Linked DNA regions of Homo sapiens: region 1 is linked to region 2. Evidence: chromatin loops called from intact Hi-C (ENCODE). Cell type or tissue: PC-9. All regions are shown on one strand. Region 1 overlaps MICU1 (mitochondrial calcium uptake 1). Region 2 overlaps MCU (mitochondrial calcium uniporter).

The links. Hi-C counts contacts between places; a loop is a spot of excess contacts. Peaks named below come from ENCODE experiments on the same cell type or tissue, not always from the same donor. Only the 100,000 strongest peaks of a DNase experiment are listed, where the experiment ranks them.
Region 1: it touches region 2 in a loop (4-fold over the local background); 4 of 110 quality-filtered maps call a loop at or near these places.

Annotation. Positions count from the first base shown.
Region 1 is chr10:72,565,332-72,570,331 of GRCh38, reverse strand. It overlaps MICU1 (mitochondrial calcium uptake 1), which reads left to right. Exons shown (of 12, transcript NM_001195518.2): 2 at 3,538-3,699. The coding sequence starts at 3,539. Among named protein-coding and RNA genes, the nearest start is that of MICU1, 58 kb to the left of the region's middle. In PC-9, a CTCF peak has its summit at 2,255; no DNase peak of the experiment used is centred here.
Region 2 is chr10:72,832,278-72,837,277 of GRCh38, reverse strand. It overlaps MCU (mitochondrial calcium uniporter), which reads right to left. Exons shown (of 8, transcript NM_138357.3): 2 at 2,850-2,919. Among named protein-coding and RNA genes, the nearest start is that of OIT3, 59 kb to the left of the region's middle. In PC-9, CTCF peaks have their summits at 2,659 and 2,858 (motif pointing right); a DNase peak (open chromatin) is centred at 2,867; H3K27ac peaks cover 1,003 bases.

The sequences.
Region 1 (5,000 bases), 270 kb after region 2:
TGGGCCTTGAGGCAAGGGGAGAAAAAATTACGTATGCCATAGGAAGATATGTACAAAGTGCAAAGTAGTTTAAATTAGGAATCAGTGGGCTGGGCATGGTGGCTCACACCTGTAATCCCAGCACTTTGGGAGGCCAAGGCGGGCAGATCACTTGAGGTCAGGAGTTCGAGACCAGCCTGGCCAATATGGTAAGACCCCGTCTTTACTAAAAATATAAAATTAGCTGGGCATGGTAGCACACTTCTGTAATCCCAGCAACTTGGGAGGCTGACGCAGGAGAATTGGTTGAACCCAGGAGGTAGAGGTTGCAGTGAGCCAAGATCATGCCACTGTACTCCAGCCTTGGCGACAGAGCAAGACTCCATCTCAAAACACACACACAAAAATTTAGGAATCAGTGAACTGTGCTTTGAGAAAAATCAAAGGGGGCATGGATTCTTTGTATAATTTGAATGAATTACCTCTACAAAAAAGTGGGACTGTAAAGAAATGCCTCTTCTTCCATCAGCCCATCTGGTGCATTAAAACAGTGAGGTACTATACTGAGCCCTGAAGGTCATAATCTAGAGGGAAAAAAATCATTTACATTAATTCTCTGGATGGAGGTGCCCGAAATGATCCTATGGTTTTGGGGGTGTCTCAACATTTCTCTGACTTAATCAAAATTTTACACCATTCTGAGGCTTAAGACTAAACAAAAGCTTTTGCTGACTAACCCAGTCTCAACTTTATCTTTTTTATTTGTAGTTTTCTGTCATTTCTATCATAATATTTCTATACTTCAAGATATAATTTTAGGCCGGGTGTGGTGGCTCACGCCTGTAATCTCAGCACTTTGGGAAGCCGAGGCAGGTAGATCACCTGAGGTCAGGAGTTTGGGACCAGCCTGACCAACATGATGAAACCCCATCTCTATTAAAAATGCAAAAATTAGCCAGGCATCATGGTATGTGCCTGTAGTCCCAGCTACTCAAGAGGCTGAGACAGGAGAATTGCTTGAATCCGAGAGGCAGAGGTTGCAGTGAACTGAGATCATGCCACCACACTCCAGCTTGGGCAACAGAGTGAGACGCCATCTCAAAAAAAAAAAAAAATATATATATATATATATATATATATATATATGCATATATATGATTTTAGAAATGTATTGTTTTAAAAGTGTTTTGTATTTATCTTGTTTAATTAGAATGTAGATAGTTTTTGGCTTTCTGGGTCTCACATAGGGATGTATATACAGTATGAATTTAATAAATTTTTGTTGAATAAGAACTTCCCAGCCAGGCGCGGTGGCTCATGCCTGTAATCCCGGCACTTTGGGAGGCCGAGGCGGATGGATCACTTGAGGTCAAGAGTTCGAGACCAGCCTTGCCAACATGGTGAAACCCTGTCTCTACTAAAAAAACAAAAATTAGCCAGGTGTGGTTGTCGTGTGCCTGTAATCCCAGCTACCCAGGAGGCTGAGACAGGAGAATCGCTTGAACCCGGGAGGTGGAGGTTGCAGTGAGCCGAGATTGCGCCACTGTACTCCAGCCTGGGTGATAGGGCAAGACTCAGTCTCAAAAAAAAAAAAAAAAAAAAAAAGAATAAGAACTTCCCAGTAATTATCTTGGATGCTGAATTAGTTGGCTATTGATGGGGCAACAAACAACACCCAAATCTTTGCAGCTTACAGTTACACACATTTATTTCTCACCAGCATTCTACAGGTCAGCTGTGCTCAGCTGGCTCAGCTGGGCTTGACAGTGGTTTATTCCAGGCTGAAGTCTGTTCATTATGGATGCCAGTTTGAAGGATCAGTGTCTCTTTGGGACATGGTCTTCCCTCGATGGAGTGCAGGAACACAAGAAAACTAACAGCAGCACCTCCTAAAAGCACTTCATGGAACTGGTCCACATTCCATTGGTTAGAGCAAGACATATGGCAAGACATACGCCAAAAACTTAAAGAGAAGGAAATTTATGACCTGGCATTCATATGCAGAAGGGGAAGAAAAAAGTAGAAAAGTAATTTTGCCTAAGGGATGGGGGATGGAAGAGTAAGTATTTATTGAACAGTAATATGCACTAATACAGATGTTTCAGATTTAAAACAAAACATTAAAAGAATTTTTTTTTAAGTGAAGTTTGAACTATAGAGAATCTGGTAGGGAGGAGGGCTTCCAAGGACCTGGGTGTGAAAAATATTTAATAAAAACTTCAAAGCAGTGTCAGCATTATAAGGTAGGGGGCAGCAAAGTCTCCCCTCCTAGGTTGAAGTCTCCCTACCTAACTCCGAGACATTGAAGTATGGAATTAGTCCTCCCTAGGTTCAAATTCTAGATCTATCACTTCCTACCTTTGTACTCTTGAGCAAGTTATATTTTAGATCTGTAAAATATGGGTACCAGTTATCTTTTTTCATTTCAGCTCTAAACACATCTTTCATTGTCCCGTTTGTGATACTGGAAGTTTTTCCCTTGCCAGTTACTGTTAAACTTTGTCAGTAGAGAGACTAGAAGGACCCTGGAGGAGGGGTGTTTCTTGCTGAGTCTAGTGTGCCCTTTGTGGCTTGCTTCTATAGCATGCAGGAACTAGTGGGACACTCAATGGCACCCAGCTCCTAAGGAGTTTTAGCAGCAACTCTCATATGCAATTTCCTAGTGAAACTGCCTCCCCATGGGTGGCTTCCCCTGGCATCGCGAAGGTCAGCTTCCCAACAAATTCCGCTGGCATGAGTTGTCCAGTAGATGACTTGTTCTGGCATCACAGAGAGTGGCTTTCTAGTGCATTTTGCTGGCATGGCACCTTAGTAAGTTTCTCTGACATACATAGCTGTGCCCTCTCCACACAGTCTGATCTCTGCCCTGTGAGTGAGAGTAGACCTTTTATAGACTGGTCTTTTCTTGGTGCTCTGTGTCAGATCTAGAATAGTAACTGCTCCCTATATCTGCTATTTCTTTAACTTCTGAGTAGTAAATTTCCTGTTGTAACTAATAATTTTTTATTTTTTATTTATTTTATTCATTTTTTTGAGACAGCATCTTGCTCTGTTGATCATAGCTCACTGTCACCTCAACATCCTGGGCTTAAGTAGTGCTCTCACCTCAGCCCCCTGAATAGCTGGGACTACAAGTGCATGTCACCATGCTTGGCTGATTTTTTTTGGTAGAGATGGGGTCCTACTATGTTGTCCAGGCCGTTCTTCAACTCCTGGGCTCAAATGATCCTCTCTCTTTGGCCTCCCAAAGTGCTAAGATTACAGGCATGAGCCACATACCTGGCCTTAATAATGTTTTATATTAAAAGTTTCATACTCAAATTATCATGTGGTTTCTGTCTTCTAATTGTACTTTGACTAATATATCAGTTTTATAAGTAGTACTTTGCTCATAAGATTATTCTGAGGATTAAATGGGATAATATAAGCAAATTGTTTAGAATAGTGCCTGTCATAGAGCAATTACTTTAGTGTTTATTAGAAATGTTGGTAGGATCATCATCATCATCATCATAACTACCACTAGCTAAGAGTGACATTTCTACTTATTGTCCACAGGATGTTTCGTCTGAACTCACTTTCTGCTTTGGCAGAACTGGCTGTGGGTTCTCGATGGTACCATGGAGGATCACAGCCCATCCAGATCCGGCGAAGACTAATGATGGTGGCTTTCCTGGGAGCATCTGCAGTAACTGCAAGTACTGGTCTTTTGTGGAAGAGGTGAGTGTTATCCAACCATCTTGTTCTTGCGTATACTTTTATTCTTCCAGTCATCTCTGTTGTCAGAAAGGAGTTGATTTCTGGCTTAACTCTGTATCAGAATTTCTTGCTCGGATCATTTGGTATTGTTAATATTCGTCTATGAAATAAGATGTTTCAAAGAATTCAACATGCTAAGGCAATACTTAGGAAACACTGTGCTTCAAGGTCTGCCTGTCTCCTCTGCTGAACATTTTAAATAATGGGATAGGGATAGCAATAGCAGCTTTAGAAAATGAAGGCTTTCTGGCCAGGCGCGGTGGCTTACACCTGTAATCCCAGCACTTTGGGAGCCCAAGGTGGTTGGATCACTTGAAGTCAGGAGTTTGAGACCAGCTTGGCCAACATGGCAAAAACCCATCTCTACAAAAATACAAAAAATAGCCAGACACAGGGCGTGAGCCTGTAGTCCCTGCTACTTGGGAGGCTGAGGCAGGAGAATTGTTTGAACCTGGGAGGCAGGTGGAGGTTGCAGTGAGCCAAGATTGTGCCATTGTACTCCAGCCTGGGTGACAGAGAAAAACTGTCTCCAAAAAAAAAAAAAAAAAAAAAAAGAAAATGAATGCTTTCTGAGACTTCACAATTTGGTGACCCTGTGAAATTAACAAAGGAACCTTGGTACTTTAGTGTCCCTGATAATTTTTTTCACTAGTTATGGAAACTTCCTTGGAAAGAAGAGAAAATGTAGTGAGCCACAGTCTTCTCTTTCTTAAAATACATAGTTACTGTTTTTCTGACTCTGTCACTCTCTGTTTTTTATTTTTGTTTGTTTGTTTTTTTGAGATGGAGTCTTGCTCTGTCGCCCAGGCTGGAGTGTAGTGGCATGATCTCAGCTTACTGCAACCTCTGCCTCTGGGTTCAAGCAATTCTCAAGTAGCTGGGATTATAGGTGTGCACCACCATGCCCGGCTGGGATTACAGGTGTGCACCACCATGGCTAATTTTTTTTTTTTTATTATACTTTAAGTTTTAGGGTACATGTGCACAACGTGCAGGTTAGTTACATATGTATACATGTGCCATGTTGGTGTGCTGCACCTAGTAACTCATCATTTAACATTAGGTATATCTCCTAATGCTATCCCTCCCCCCTCCCCCCACCCCACAACAGGCCCCGGCGTGTGATGTTCCCCTTCCTGTGTCCATGTGTTCTCATTGTTTAATTCCCACCTGTGAGTGAGAACATGCAGTGTTTGGTTTTTTGTCCTTGCGATAGTTTGCTGAGAATGATGGTTTCCAGCTTCATCCATGTCCCTACAAAA
Region 2 (5,000 bases):
TGTTTATATAAATTCTTCTAGAGAAAGGGTCTAGAACTTTCAATAGATTCTCATAAGTATTTACGATACCAAAAAAAAAAAAATCTAGAACCTGTTAGATTGCTTTGTTAGAGAGGTAAGCATTTAAGATAATCTACATATTTTATTATCAGCTGTTACCGTCATAACCAGATTCGTCAACTAACATAATTAACAAGCAATTACTGAAAAGCAGTATATATAGGTATATTTACTAAGCATATAATACCATAATTATAGGATATGATATTTTAGACCTTATACTTCTAAAAACTGAGGGTCAAGCCCTCATTTAATACTGAAGATGACCAACAGTCACAACAAAGAGCAGGGAGTGATGGTAGAAATTTCTGTTACTGGTGACCAAACTCTACTTATTGGAGTAGCTGTGGATTAAGCAGTTTTCTCACATGCTATACTGACCTAAGGTGAAATTAACTTAGAAGTACAAAATTAGAAAGATATATAATAAGGACATCAAGCTACATTAAATCAAATAATTTTGTGCTTTTATTTCTTGATAACTAATATGAATTAGTTTTCTTAAGAAGGATAGTGTTGGTAGGAATTTGGGGAGACACTCTTTTTTTTCTTAAGTTGGTATCTTTTTAGCTTTTGTAAAAATAATATTGCCTTCAAACCCTCATAATGGCAACCTATCAGCATTTATGTCCTCTGATAACATCTGGCCTAACTGTACCATTGTTAAATTACTGAAATATCTCCATATGGATAGAATATAGGTATACATAACTGTACCATTGTTAAATTACTGAAATATCTCCATATGGATAGAATATAGGTATACATAACACAGCCTATATATAGATATATATAACAGGATAATAGTAACGGTAATAAGTAGCAAAATTAGTATCAATTCCAATATGAATTCATTAGTTCAAGTTAATTGCCACTAAATATCATAACCACCAATGGGACTTGACCTTCCAGCTGTAGTATAACATGTGACTTGGTTGATATTCTTTATGAATATATATTGATATATGTGGATATTGAATATATGACAATTTCAAACACTATCATAAATACTAGAAATTTTTGAATGAAATAGTTCAGCAAAACTGAGTGGATTCAGCAATGTAAACTTTTTTTTTTTTAACAGTGAAATTCTTTTTATTCAAACTATCTAATGATGGCACCCTGCAGTGGTAATGGAGTAAGTCAGAACCTGGGAGTGGTGCTGGCACAGATGTGGACAGTCACCATTTGGCTATTTAATGGACCAAGCAGTGTCAAGAGGAAGAGAGATACCCACCCACTGCATTGAAGGAGCTTAAGGAGGGAAAGGAATATGTAGCATAGCCAGGTGGCATTATGGTCCTCTGGCTCTTGGCCACGTAGAAAGTACTGTTATCTGGGTACATACTGACTCTTGACTGGGGGCAACACAGCTACCTTTCTGGCCACAACACAGTGCTAAGTGCTGCTTTTTAACTTATACATTAATTGGTACTAATTTTTAGTTTTTTGTCTTTAAGAGACTGGAAACAGAGAGCCAGCTAATATTTTCCTTATTTTGATTTTGGTCTATTTTCCCCTTTTTAACCTTTCCATATTACAAATGAGTAATCACAATGGATTTTTCTTCCAAATTTAGAAGATTTGGCAAATATGAGCACACTGTCTATAAATTCACGTAACAGCTTTGGGAGGTGATTCTGATAACACTGCAAATATTATACTGACTAAATGTTGGGGATTCTAGTGTTCTCATGATTCATTTTCTGGGCTTCTTTAGTTTTAGGCACCCTTGTAAATTTGCAGGATGCTCTTTCAGTGGTTGTTATGCTTACGAATTAATGTTTCTAAGGTTGAAATCAGAGCTCTATCAAACTAAACTTTATACAGAGGAAACATATCTAACAGTCAACCCCTAAACTAAGCAACCTAAACTGTAAATGCACAATACCGGGTAAGAGAAATGACAATAAGAGTTGTAAACACATCTCCCTCCACTACCATAAAAACAACAAAGGTTTGGATCCTGTCGCCAGTTTATAGCATCATAGACATTTACGAAGGATTGCATTGGTCTCCAAGCATCTGTTTATCCCTTCCCACATCAAAGAAGAGTATTGCAGTCCTATGCCTAAGTAGGGAAAAAGATAAGCAAGAGCAGGAGGTCTCAGACTTTGAGTTCCTTCTGTCTAGGCTCTGATACAACAAGAGGCTGGAGTGTTTGATCATTATCCATAATGTGAAGACCCAATGGTTAGAAAACACCAAAGATGGTGCTTCTGTGATCTTCACATTAACTATGTCCCTAGTTTTAACAGATAAATGAGGCTGGGCACAGTGGCTCATGCCTATAATCCCAGCACTTTGGGAGGCCGAGGTGGGCGGATCACGTGGGTTCGAGACTAGTCTGGCCAACATGGTGAAACCCTGTCTCTACAAAAAATACAAAAATTAGTTGGGCATGGTGGTGCTCGCCTGGTCCCAGCTGCTTGGGAGGCTGAGGCAGGAGAATTGCTTGAATCCAGGAGGCAGAGGCTGCACTAAGCTGAGATCGCGCCACTGCACTCCACCTGGGCGACAGACCAAGGCTCCATCTCAAAAATAAAAGATAAATGATCATTTAACCTATAAAGTCTTAATGGAACTTAGTGTTTCTTCTTGGTTTCTTCTCTAAACTCACTAGATTCTCATCCAAATTTTATTTTCCTTCTCCTCCTTTCTCTCTCTGACCCCTAAGCCCACCTTAACTGAAAGAGTATGGTTTATAAATTTTTGTGTCAGAGAATAGGAAACACTGAGCTAAGAAGGAAATAATATTAGACATAAAAGGTGGATTTGCTGAAACTCACCATCAGAGGGCACAACAGTGCTGCAATAAACAGCTCCCAAATTCTGCCAGGAAGCGATCCTCTGGTGTACCTAGAAAACACAAAAGATACATCTACTGTCAGAATGGAACAACAAACATATACTTATGTGTGTGTATATAATAAATATATACATATGATTACTTAAGTAATATGCATGCTTTGTAGAAAACTTTAAAAATACAGATAAAAGAAAATAAAAGTCTTTCAAACTCCTATCATCCTGAAATAATAGTGGTGAACATTTTGGTATGTTTTCAAGATTTATGCAAACACATTTACATATACAAACACAAGTATACATGTTACATTAAACAAAATTAGAATTATACAAATCATGTTTTATGTACTTTTAAAAACATTTAATATTGATTCTAGGTGCTACCAGGCCTCAAGTAAACTTTCTGGCTTTTTCTTCCTCCGGTTACCTTTCAGATCTGCGTCTCCTTCCTATCTCTTACCAGGTATGAGAGTTATTAAGTAGCTGTATCAAGAATTTACTATTATTGAGTAGGCATCTGGTCTTTATGTTCACTCTCCTTTTTAAAAAACCTGGAGAGGCAACCTCACTAGTTGAGTCCTTAATCACGACCGCTTCAGAGTGTTAGAAAAAATCACTCACACTCACATCCACCTCTACTACTTCCTCGAAGAGCAATCACTGTGGATGTGGATCTGGGACTCAGGTTCTCATAACTAAACCATGTTTCAGAATGAATACTGAATACATTTCTCACTTGCCAAATGCTTAATTTATTCCTTTGTATCTTTTACTTTCCCAACCCCAAAAAGTATCAAAGGAAGAGGAAGGGCAGGCATTAACTGAACAAAATCCAATATACCAGCTTCAGGCCTGACATATTCCATTCCATCAGCACAAAGAAAAATCATTTAGTATCTACTAAGCTGTATTAAGGTGTGCATTGTCACAGAGTCCTAAATGATTTTTCTTTGTGCTGATGGACTTTGTATGACTATCATTAATTTCCATCTCGTTTCAACTTAAAAGAGCATGCAGAAATGTAAGACTGACATTTATAAACAATTTAAATAAATAATTTAAAAATTACTTGAGACTTGGCTCACAGCTAGTTTCGTTTTAAATCTTTGATTCATTAGGAATTACTTCTAGTCAAAGTTACTAAGTAGAAATCTAACTAATTTCCCTCTAATGACAACATAGCTGTCCCATACAGTGAATAATACATCTTTTCCTTTCTTATTTGAAATGCTATCTTTATAATTTTCCAAATAATTACATGAATTTGGATCTACTTCTGAAATTCTATTCTGTTCATGCTCTAGTAGCCACATTGTTTTAACTAACATTCTAGTCTTATTTCAGTATCTGGTAGGGCTAGTTTTCCCTTATTACTTTTCTTTAAGACAACTCCCAGCTATTCTTGTTTATTTGTTTCTCCACATGAACTTCAGAGTCAGTTTATCTAGACACACACACACACACACACACACACATAGCTATTGGTTTCAAAAAACAGTATCATGTAGTGGTTAAAAGCACAGAATCTGAAATAATCTTGCCTGAGTTCATTTTGTGGTTCAGTAACTTTAACTGCAACTCTTGGGCAAGTTATTACCTTCTTTGTGCCTTGGTTTCTTCACTGAAAAATGGGCAAAAAGTGGTACTAACATCACCCATATAAAGTAGTTGTGAGGACTAAATGAGTAATACATGTAAAGTCCTTAGAACATGCCTGGCATAGAGTAAATTCTCAATAAATATTAGCTATGTTTTGTTTTGAGGTATTAACTTCATGGGTTAAAAAAGGATTTTGATTTTTTCCAAAGAATCTTGTTAAGTCTTTCCATTTAAGTCTCTGTTTGTATTTCTGAGAAGCACTTTGAAGTTGTTTTCATGCAGATCCTGTAGGCTCTTTTTTCCTCATGTAATGGTTTTTGGACTAAGTCTTGTCCAATATTAGGAACACAATCCCTGCACGTTTGAGTTTGCATATGCCTGTTACATCTTTGTGTGTTCTTTAATTTTGTTATCCTTTCTGAGTTTCTTTGCTTTCATTTTCTTAGTAATCTGATCTGGGAATGTTTTAATAGGAGAATTAGCCTACATACTTTAATTAATATAACATACATACGTAATCTCTTATCAGTTAT